Linked DNA regions of Homo sapiens: region 2 is linked to region 1. Evidence: chromatin contacts called from ENCODE Hi-C or POLR2A ChIA-PET data. All regions are on one chromosome and are shown on one strand. The core of a region is the stretch at or near the end of the contact, and the rest is flanking DNA. Distances in the headings are between cores, read along the strand shown.

Region 1 (5,801 bases), core at 1,155-3,654:
AATGAGAACCAAGCAAAAGGGGTTTCCCCTTATCAAACCATCAGATCTCATGAGACTTACTCACTACCAAGAGAACAGTATGGGGGAAACTGCCCCCATGATTCAATTATGTCCCACCAGGTCCCTCCCACAATGCATGGGAATTATGGGAGATACAATTCAAGATGAGATTTGGGTGGGGACACAGCCAAACCATATCAATTTCCAAAAATAAAAATGAAAAAAAATTATTTTCCTTTTTTCCTTTTTTTTTTTCACCCAGGCTGGAGTGCAGTGGTGTGATCATAGTTCACTGCAGCCTCCATCTTCCAGGCTCAAGCAATCCTTCCACCTCAGCCTCCTAAGTAGCTGGGACTATATGCGTGCACCACCACACCCAGCTAATTTTCTATTTTTATTTTTGTAGACATGAGGTCTTACTGTTTGCCCAGGCTGGTCTTGAACTCCTGGTGTCCATCCATCCTCCTGACTCAGCCTCCCAAAGAGCTGGGATTACAGGCCTGAGTCACTGCACCTGGCCATGATTCACTTTTTTTTTTTTTTTTTTTTTGAGCTGGAGTCTTGCTCTGTCGCCCAGGCTGGAGTGCAGTGGCGCGGTCTCAGCTCATTGCAACCTCTGCCTCCCGGGTTCAATAGGTTCTGATGCCTCAGCCTCCTGAGTAGCTGGGATTATAGGTACATGCCACCATGCCTGGCTAATTTTTGTATTTTTAGTAGAGATGGAGTTTTGCCACGTTGGCCAGGCTGGTGTTGAACTCCTGACTTCAAGTGATCCATCCACCTCAGCCTCCCAAAGTGCTGGGATTACAGGTGTGAGCCACCGCACCCGGCCGACTTCTAATGAACAGAATATGGCAAAAGCCTAGGGAAGTCACTTCTGAGATTAGGGTGCAAGGAGACTGTGATGTGCGTCTTGTGTGTGCCTCCTCTTGTGTGTGCTTGCACCGTCTAAGGCAAGCCAGCTGCAGTGTTGTGAGCTTCCTTGTGGTAAGGCCCATGTACCAAGGAACTGAGGGTGGCCTTTGGGCAGCAGCCAGCAAGGCTGAGGCCCTTCTCTAATGACCTTGGAGGACTGAGTCCTTACAATATCCGTGTGTGTGAGCTTGGGAGTGGATCATTCCAGATAAGCTTTCCGATGAAACCACAACCCTGGGGGGACACCTTGACCACAACTTGGTGAACCCTTGAGGCAAAGGCACAGAGCTTAGCCACGCCCACTTTCCTGACCGCGGATACCATGAAAAAATAAATGTTCTTTTAGGCTGCTAAATGTTGGGTTAATTTGTTATGCAGAAAAAGGAACCAAATACAATCTTCTACCAGTAAGGAAGAGTGCACCTTCTTTGCTTGTCACCTTTGGATTCCTGAGGCAACGTACATCATACTTGATACGGCTGCCAAGCACTTAACTTACTGGGTGACTTGAAAGCATGCTTTTTTTTCTTTTTTTTTTTTAGACGGGGTCTGGCTCTGTTGCCCAGGCTGGAGTGCAGTGCCTTGATCATAGCTCACTGCAGCCTCCATCTCCCAGGCTCCAGCGATCCTCCCACCTCAGCGTCCAGAGTATCAGGAACTACAGGCACGTGCCACCATACCCGGCTAATTTTTATTTTTTTAATTTATTTTTTATTTTTTAAAACAGAGTCTCATTCTGTCGCCCAGGCTGGAGTGCAGTGGCACGATCTCGGCTCACTGCAACCTCCACCTCCCGGGCTTAAACGATTTTCCTGCCTCAGCCTCCCGAGTAGCTGGGATTACAGGCACCTGCCACCACGCCTGGCTAATTTTTGTATTTTTAGCAGAGACGGGGTTACGGGGTTTCGTCATGTTGGCCAGGCGGGTCTCGAACTCCTGAGCTCAAGCGATCCGCCCGCCTGGGCCTCCCAAAATGCTGGGATCACAGGCGTGAGTCACCGCTCCCGGACACAAGCATTATTATAACACTACCCACCCTGTGTATTTTTTAGCACCTATCCTGATTTTTTAAATTCAGCACGAAGTTTAAGTCCTAGCCCTGTTGATCCCAATAGCCGTAGCTCATCCATTTCGACTCCGAGCCGAGCTCCATACCCTGGACCCTCGGCGGAGGCCCCACCCCGGGACGCCAGCCCGGCCGGGGCAGCTTGCACCCCAGACCCCCAAGCCCTGCGGGGCCCAAACCTAGTCATCTGCACTTGTTCTGGGCAGGGCGGGTTGCCTTGGCAACCAGCTCCTCTCCAAGCAACTCTAGGCCTCTAGAGATGGCGTCAGTAGCCCGCGCCCGGTCCTGGAACCGCCCCCCGTGCTGCCGCCGCTTGCCATTAGCCGGCGGAGAGACGGACGCAGACCTCGTCCAATGGGAGGCTCCGCACTCCTGAAGGCGGGACTAACGCTTACCTGGGGCGCGGGTCCCTGCCGGAAGGCGGCGTCCGCGACGCAGCTGTTCACGCTTAGGTGGGCGACGTGGGCGCAGGTGGGCGCAGGTAGGCGCGTGGGGCGGCGGCGGGGTGGCCGGCGGGTCAGGGCGCCAGGAGACCCAGAGCCCCGGGGCGGGCTCCCGCGGGGCTCCGCCCCCTCCACGTGGGTGCGCGGAGGCCCGGCGCGGCGCGACCGGGCGGCGGCCCTGGGGTCCGCGGTGCTGGGGAGGCTGGTGCGGCCGGTGCGGCCGGTGCGTCCCGGCGCGGGCTCCGACACCCGCACCCGCCTCTGGGTTAACTCAGCGCGGGCGAGTGGAAGGGACTCAGCTGGCTCCTAGGTTTCAGGCCGTCAGGGCTTGCAGTGGCTCTGGTTTCATTGTCTTTCTCTGAAGACGCCCTGATTGCCCTCCGAGGCTTTCAGCTCCCACTTTCTCTTTTTCAATTTTTGAGGCAGTGTCTCGCTGTGCCACCCAGGCTGGAGTGCAATGGCGTGATCATAGCTCACTGCAGCCTCCACCTCCTGGGCTCAAGCCGTCCTCCCGCCTCATCCTCCCAAGTAGCTGGGACCACATGCGCGCGCCACCACACCCGGATAATTTTTAAAAATGTTTTTTGTAGAAATGGGGTCTCACCATGTTACCCAGGCTGGTCTCGAATTCTTGGGCTCAAGCGATGGATCCTCCTGCCTCGGCCTCCCAAAGTGCTGGGATTACAGGAGTGAGCCAACGCGCTTGGCCTCACTTTCCATCATAAGCATGCTTTCCGTTTCCTTCCTTCCGTCATTCATTCATTCATTTTTAAAAAACGTTCATTGGGTTCCTCCTGCACTGTTCGGGGCATTGGGCTACAGCTGTCAACAAGTGGAGACAAGTCTGTGATCTAGTGAACTTCCATTCTGGAGGGGAGAGACAGATGAACAAGGTGCACAGAGCAGGTGATGGTAAGTGCCATGGAGAAGATGAGAACAGGGGTTTTGAGAATGGAAAGGAAGCAGGAGGAGGAGTGAGGCACCAGAACATTCCAGGTCGAGGAAACAGCAGGTGCAGGGGAAACAGCAGGGAGCCCAGTGTGGCTGCAGCCAATTTGGGAACAGAGAGAGAAAGAGGAGGTGAGTTCCCAGAGATGCGAGGAGGGGCCAGGGCAGTCGTGTGGACCTTACCAAGTGGCAAGGACCTTGACTTTCCCTCCAAGTGGAAGGGGACAGCTTGGGAAGTTTTTTGAGTGGAGGTGACACACCATCTGATTTAGGAGTTTAAAAGCCATCGTGAGAGGTGGTGGCTTGGACTGGGTACCTATGGGATCTTAAGGGAGTCACATTCTGGGTGTATTTCAGTGGTAAACCAACAGGAGTTTGTGGTGGGTTGGACGAGTATGTGAGAAAGAGAGGATTTATGGATGGACCAAGGTTTTAAGCTTGAGCTACTATGTGAACCTCATCAGATGGATGTTTATGGAGAGGATGAACACTAGGAAGCTCAGGTTTGTGGAGGGTGATCAGGGGTATTGATTACGAATTCTTAAGCTTGAGATGATATATGTGTAGATGATATATATAAGTACATATATATGGTTATATATATAGTTATATATATACACAGTTTATACACACATCCGCATATATATATTTATTTTTATATATTTATATATATTTATATATGTTTATATATGTTTATATATGTTTATGTTTATATGTTTATATATGTTTATATATGTTCATATATATGTTTATATATATTTATATATGTTTATATATATTTATATGTTTATATATGTTTATATATTTATATATGTTTATATATGTTTATATATATTTATATATATGTTTATATATATTTATATATATGTTTATATATATTTATATATATGTTTATATATTTATATATATTTATATATATGTTTATATATATTTATATGTTTATATATTTATATATTTATGTTTATATATATTTATATATGTTTATATATATTTATATATATTTTATATATTTATATATGTTTATATATATTTATATATATTTTATATATTTATATATGTTTATATATATTTATATATTTGTGTATATATTTATAATTATGTATATTTATACATATTTATGTATATATATTTATATATTTATGTATATATTTATATATATTTATGTATATATATTTATATACACATTTATATAAATTTATATATACTTATATTTATATATATTTATATATACTTATATATTTATACATATATTTATATATACATATATATTTTATATATATATTTATATATGCTTATATATTTATATATACTTATATATATTTATATATATTTATATATACTTATATATTTATATATACTTATATATATTTTTATATATACTTATATATTTATATATTCATATATATTTTTATATATTTATATAAATACATATTTATGTAAATATATTTATATATTTATTTTATATAAATAAATAAATAAATTGTGTATATATATATATATATATATTTCTTTTTGAGGTGGAGTCTCACTCTGTTGTCCAGGCTGGAGTGCAGTGGCGCGATCTCGGCTCACTGCAACCTCCACCTCGTATTCAAACGATTCTCCTGCCTCAGCCTCCCGAGTAGCTGGGTTTACAGGCAGGTGCCAGCACACCCAGCTAATTTTTGTGTTTTCAGTAAAGATGGGGTTTCACCATGTTAGCCAGGCTGGTCTCAAACTCCTGACCTCAAGTGATCTCCCCGCCTCGGCCTCCCAAAGTGCTGGGATTACAGGCGTGAGCCACCGTGCCCGGCCATACACATACATATATATACACACATGTAGATATATGTGTATAAACAGTGTAAACAGAGGTCAGGAGTTCAAGTATATATATGTGTATATATGTCTAGGTACACATATATGACCATGTATATATATATAACTATATGTATATACATACAACTATAGCTATATATATACACAGTTGAGTTGGCGTGTAGTTGAAGGAGAGGGTTAATAAGAGACTGTAAAGAGAGGAAACAAAGTCATCAGCGTCTAGTTGGTATTTGAAGCCACATGACTGAATGGGATCACGAGGGAGTGAGGAGGCTGAGCACTAAGCCTGGGTCCTTCAGTGTTCAAGGACACGGCGATTAAGAGGTGGGAGCAAAAGCAGAAGTTCTGCTGTCTGTGCTGGATGCCAAGTGAAAAATGCCTGTCAAGAGAGAAGGAAGGATCAACAGTCCAACGCTGTTAGGTCAAATAAGTTGCATACTGAGAGTTGGCAATGGGATTTAGCCACGTGGGTGTCATTGTGGTAGGGTGTTTGGGGCAAAAGCCTGATGGGATGGGGGAAGGAAAGGAGTCAGAGACAGGGCAGGTAGATGACTCTTTATGTATTTATTTATTTATTTATTTTTGAGAAGGAGTCTCACTCTGTAGCCCAG
Region 2 (5,801 bases), core at 1,600-4,099, 1.2 Mb before region 1:
AAAAAAAAAAAAAAAAAAAAAAAAAAAAAAAAAAAAAAGAAGGTCCAGGATCCTTCCTTTGGAAACAAGCCCTTCCTGATGCAGGCCTACCAATCTCCATGCCAAACCCCACACTTTTAGCCTGGAATGACCACAGCATCTGCAGCTGATGTCTCAGAGCCTTCGTGCCCTCCTCCTACTTAACTCCTTATTCCTCCAGCCCTAACTCTGGTACCACCCATCCAGGGATCCCTTCACCCATGTAGGGAAGGGATCGCCCTTCACCCTTCACCCTCTTCTGCGGTGTGTTGCACAGCCTTGCTCCCGTTTTGGAACAGTTAGCACACTTGCTCCACTCTGGCCATCTGTGCCTCCTCCAGATCAAGGAATGCACAGGAAACATCTTTGTATTCTCAGCACCCAGCACAGGGCTTCCTGACCTCCTGGTGGCAGCCAGCAAACCTGAGTGGGCCAGTGGGTGGGTGGATAGATGCAGGATGCAGTGAGTGAGTGAGTGAGTGGGTGGGTGGATGAATGCAGGATGCAGTGAGTGAGTGGGTGGGTGAATGAATGAATGCAGGATGCAGTGAGTGAGTGAGTGGTTGCATGAATGAATGCATGATGCAGTGACTCAGTGAGTGGGTGAATGAATGAATGCAGGATGCAGTGAGTGAGTGGTTGTGTGAATGAATGCAGGATGCAGTGCGTGAGTGAGTGGGTGAATGAATGAATGAATGCAGGATGCAGTGAGTGAGTGGTTGTGTGAATGAATGCAGGATGCAGTGCGTGAGTGAGTGAGTGGGTGAATGAATGAATGCAGGATGCAGTGAGTGAGTGAGTGGGTGAATGAATGCAGGATGCAGTGAGTAAGTGGGTGAATGAATGCAGGATGCAGTGAGTGAGTGGTTGCGTGAATGAATGCAGGATGCAGTGCATGAGTGAGTGAGTGAGTGAATGAATGAATGCAGGATGCAGTGAGTGGGTGGGTGAATGAATGCAGGATGCAGTGAGTGAGTGAGTGAGTGGTTGTGTGAATGAATTCAGGATGCAGAGTGAGTGAGTGGGTGAATGAATGAATGCAGGATGCAGTGAGTGAGTGGGTGGGTGAGTGAATGCAGGATGCAGTGAGTGAGTGGGTGAATGAATGCAGGGTGCAGTGAGTGAGTGGTTGCGTGAATGAAAGCAGGATGCAGTGAGTGAGTGAGTGGGTGAATGAATGCAGGATGAAGTGCATGAGTGAGTGGGTGGGTAGATGAATGAATGCAGGATGCAGTGAGTGGGTGAGTGAGTGGGTGAATGAATGCAGGATGCAGTGAGTGTGGGTGAATGAATGTATGAAGAAGCAGTGAGTGAGTGAGTGGATGAATGAATGCAGGATGCAGTGAGTGAGTGAGTGGGTGGATGAATGAATGCAGGATGCAGTTAGTGAGTGAGTGAATGAATGCAGGATGCAGTTAGTGAGTGAGTGAATGAATGCAGGATGCAGTAAGTGAGTGAGTGGGTGAATGAATGAATGCAGGATGCAGTGAGTGAATGAATGAATGTAGGATGCAGTAAGTGAGTGAGTGGGTGAATGAATGAATGCAGGATGCAGTGAGTGAGTGACTGAATGAATGCAGAATGCAGTGAGTGGGTTGGTGAATGAATGAATGCAGGATGCAGTGCGTGAGTGGGTGAATGAATGTACGAAGAAGCAGTAAGTGAGTGAGTGAGTGAATGGATGAATGAATGCAGGATGCAGTGCATGAGTGAGTGGGTGGATGAATGAATGCAGGATGCAGTGAGTGAGTGGGTGAATGAACGTATGAAGAAGCAGTAAGTGAGTGAGTGAGTGAATGGATGAATGAATGCAGGATGCAGTGCATGAGTGAGTGGGTGGATGAATGAATGCAGGATGCAGTGAGTGAGTGGGTGAGTGGGTGAATGAATGCAGGATGCAATAAGTGAGTGAATGAGTGAATGCAGGATGCAGAGAGTGAGTGGGTGAGTGGGTGAATGAATGAATGCAGGATGCAGTGAGTGAGTGGGTGAGTGGGTGAATGAATGCAGGATGCAGTGCGTGAGTGGGTGAATGAATGAATGCAGGATGCAGTGAGTGAGTGGGTGAATGAATGAATGCAGGATGCAGTGAGTGAGTGGCTGGATGAATGAATGCAGGATGCAGTGAGTGAGTGGCTGGATGAATGCAGGATGCGGTGAGTGTGTGAGTGGATGAATGAATGTAGGATGCAGTGAGTGAGTGGGTGAATGAATGAATGCAGGATGCAGTGAGTGAGTGGGTGAATGAATGAATGCAGGATGCAGTGAGTGAGTGGGTGAATGATTGCAGGATGCAGTGAGTGAGTGAGTGGCTGGATGAATGCAGGATGCGGTGAGTGAGTGTGTGAGTGGATGAATGAATGTAGGATGCAGTGAGTGAGTGGGTGAATGAATGAATGCAGGATGCAGTGCGTGGGTGAGCGAATGAGTGGGTGAGTGGATGAATGAGGAAGTGCGAGTCAGAAAACCCCAGTGTAACCGGTGAATGAGCGAACAAGGGCGTGACTGGGCGAGGAGAGATGGGAGTGAATGAGGGTGCGGTGGGTGCAGGCTTGCGCCTGAGGTAGTGCACCTGCGAGTCCGGAGGTCCAACCTGAGGGGAGGTAACCTGCGCCACCAGCAGGCTCCGTGTCCACGTGGACGGGGAGGGGCATGTGGGCGTGGCTAGGCGGGTTGTAGGCGTGGCGAGGCCGGGCGAGGAGCGCGGCGGGCCCGCAGGGGCGGACTGTGGGCGTGGCGCGCGGGGGAGGGGGCGTGACCAGGCGGGGTGTGGGCGGGGCGAGGGCGCGGCGCGGCAGGGCTGCGCGGCCGGGTGGCGCGGGAGGAAGTCACGTGGGAGCGCGGGCTCACATGACTGGCCGCGCGATGGACCCGCTGCCCGCGGCTGCAGTCGGGGCGGCAGCTGAGGCGGAGGCTGACGAGGAGGCGGATCCCCCGGCGTCAGGTAGGGCGTGGGGCGGCGGTAGCCCCCACCTGCCCAGGGCGCGCGGCCCGACCACCCCCGGCGGACGGGGCTCAGCCGCCGCGCTTGGTCCCCGACTCGTTTCCTGCCCCCGCGCCCCGCGTTCGGCCCCACGCCCCAGTCCCTCGGAGGTCCCCCTGCCCTCCTGCGCGCCTGTCCTTTGGGGGTCCCCGTGCTCTCTCGCGCCTCCGTCCCTCGGGGTCCCCTGCCCTCCTGCGCCGGGAGAGCCCTGTCCAGGTTACAGCTGGCCGCGTTCCGAGGCGCTTTCCCGGGGCTCTCAGAGGCGTCCTCGGGGACAGTTTCCTCCTCGCCCCGTTCCTGGTGCCCTGCTCTTCTGCCCTGCCTGGTCACGCTGAGCGATGGCACTGGGGGCCACTTCCCCGGACTTGGGCGCCTTTCCTAGCCACATCCTCTCTCCCAAGCTCCTGTCGGTTGTGTGGTCTTGGGCCAGTAATTTCACCTCTCGGGACCTCTGTTTTCTCATCTGTGAACCGAATCTATAGATGTGTAGCTGCTTTTCTCTCTCTTTCAAGTGATCCTCCGCCTTAGCCTCCCAAAGTGCTGGGACTACGGGCGCGTGCAGTTACGCCCGGTAATTTTTTTTATTTTTGTAGAGATGGGATCTTGCTATGTTGTCCAGGCTGGTCTGGAGCTTCTGGCCTCAAGCGGTCCTCCTGCCTTGGCCTCCCAAAGTGCTGGGAGTACGGGCATGAGCCATCGTGCCTGGCCTGTATTTCTGTCTTTTTCTTTTTTCTTTTTCTTTTCTTTTCTTTTTTTTTTTTTTTTGAGACAGATTCTCACTGTCACTCAGGCTGGAGTGCAATGGTGCGATCTCGGCTCATTGCAACCTCCGCCTCCCGGGTTCAAGCGATTCTCCTGCCTCAGCCTCCTGAGTAGCTGGGATTACAGGCATCCACCATGACACTCGGCTAAATTTTGTATTTTTAGTAGAGACGGAGTTTCACCATGTTGGCCAGGCTGGTCTCGAACTCCTGACCTCAGGTGATCCAACCACCTCAGCTTCCCAGAGTGCTGGGATTACAGGCGTGAGCCACCGCGCCTGGCCTCTTGTATTTCTCTTTAAGGGATTTGGGTTAATGAGGCTAAACATGGCTGGGCACGGTGGCTCACGCTTGTAATCTCAGCACTTTGGGAGGCCGAGGCGGGCGGATCACGAGGTCAGGAGATCAAGACCATCCTGGCTAACACGGTGAAACCCTGTCTCTACTAAAAATACAAAAAAAATTAGCCAGGCGCGGTGGCGGGCGCCTGTAGTCCCAGCTACTCGGGAGGCTGAGGCAGGAGAATGGCGTGAACCCGGGAGGCAGAGCTTGTAGTGAGCCGAGATAGCGCCACTGCACTCCAGCCTGGGCGACAGAGCGAGACTCCGCCTCAAAAAAAACAAAACAAAACAAAACAAACGAGGCTAAACATTAGAAGGAATACAGGAGGGTGCCCCTTATTTCTGGATGTTCCTTCCTGTGGTCCTAGCTGCCAGAGAAGAGATGTAGGTGGGTGTTGGTGTGAGTTACGGTTTCTTCTTGGTGGGGGGGGACAAGATTGGGGAATCCCCTTGTGGGGAGGTCTGGCAAGGTGTCGCTGAGGAGGTGATGACTGAAGTGAGCTCTGGAGGGTTGGTAGACAGTTTCTTCGTCGGCGAGAAACGGCAGCGGGGAGCAGGGGAGGGATTGTTGCATTTGGTGGGCATCCTCGATGTGAAGACTGTGTCTAGAAAGAAGGGCCTTTCAGAATGGGTCTTCAGTTATTTTTTCCTTTCCCTTGTATCAGTGTAAGGGGAGGCACGTGATAGTTCTCGCTGATTAGAACATTGTGTCCATGAAGTCACATGTTGGAGGCCAGCGTGAGTCTCAGGCGGGACCCTTTCCGAGGGGTCACTTGGGAACAGGTAGGCTGTGATTGGATCGGAATGCTGCTGCTATCTCAGCTTGTAAAGCAATTTGGCATTGCTGGAGGGGTCCTCTGCAGGTGTAGGGGACTGTGTTTCCTTCAGGCTTCACAGAAGTAGACTCCAGAGGCTACCATAATGGTGTAATTTAGAGATAGTCTGAGCGCTGTACACCTGAGGGAGCTGTGTCTCTGGGAGACCGCCCTCCCTTTGGTGTGGCCTGGAATTCCTGTAGGTAGTTGGCTTTTTCTGGGGGCAGTGGTGATTTCATCAGGAGTGCTGATGGGATCCACAGATGGGGGTTGCTGGGACAAGGCAGTGCTTCACAGTGCCCTTTCCTGTAACCAGGCAAGTCTGAAAGTGGGGCTCACAGACTCTTGGGACGTAGACTGTCCTTCTGTTTGAAACTTGGTCGTCATCCTGGCAGGTGGGTGAAGTGGTATAGCAGGTCTTTTTTTTTTTTTCTTGAGACGGAGTCTCGCTCTGTCGCCCAGGCTGGAGTGCAGTGGTGTGATCTCGGCTCACTGCAAGCTCTGCCTCCCGGGTTCATGCCATTCTCCTGCCTCAGCCTCCCGAGTAGCTGGGACTACAGGCGCCCGCCACCACGCCCGGCTAATTTTTTGTATTTTTAGTAGAGACGGGGTTTCACCATGTTAGCCAGGATGGTCTCGATCTCCTGACCTCGTGATCTAGCCGCCTCGGCCTCCCAAAGTGCTGGGATTACAGGCGTGAGCCACCGCGCCCGGCCTCGCAGGTCTTTTTACATTGAGAAAACTAAAATCCAGAGGTAAGTAATTTGCCCAAAGTGGGCAATGTCAAGGGAATGTGTGTTGATGGGGACCCTGATTGGGTGGGCTGGAGTGAGAAAACCTCAGCCTTGAGACCAAGCACTGTGGCTCACGTCTGAAATCACAG

The links. A loop is a pair of places that touch in the nucleus more often than their neighbours do. ChIA-PET counts read pairs that join two places held with the same protein, here RNA polymerase II (POLR2A). Pooled maps may share reads with other maps.
Region 2: a map of CD8-positive, alpha-beta T cell shows a loop between it and region 1 (8-fold over the local background). The contact joins the promoter of SNX8 here to the promoter of CHLSN in region 1. A Hi-C loop is called at or near these places in 1 of 168 maps with a recorded cell type or tissue (CD8-positive, alpha-beta T cell) and 6 of 50 pooled maps. POLR2A ChIA-PET finds 5 or more read pairs at or near these places in 1 of 52 experiments (activated naive CD4-positive, alpha-beta T cell).

Annotation. Positions count from the first base shown.
Region 1 is chr7:1,134,850-1,140,650 of GRCh38, reverse strand. CHLSN (cholesin) reads left to right here and starts at 2,404. Exons shown (of 5, transcript NM_001318252.2): 1 at 2,404-3,336. RefSeq lists silencers at 1,995-2,134, 2,335-2,784, 2,795-2,844 and an enhancer at 2,175-2,274.
Region 2 is chr7:2,311,489-2,317,289 of GRCh38, reverse strand. It overlaps SNX8 (sorting nexin 8), which reads left to right and starts at 2,849. Exons shown (of 11, transcript NM_013321.4): 1 at 2,849-2,962. The coding sequence starts at 2,869. RefSeq lists enhancers at 1,744-2,244, 2,245-2,745, 4,490-4,619, 4,660-4,739, 4,940-5,109 and 1 more and silencers at 2,564-2,833, 2,934-3,173.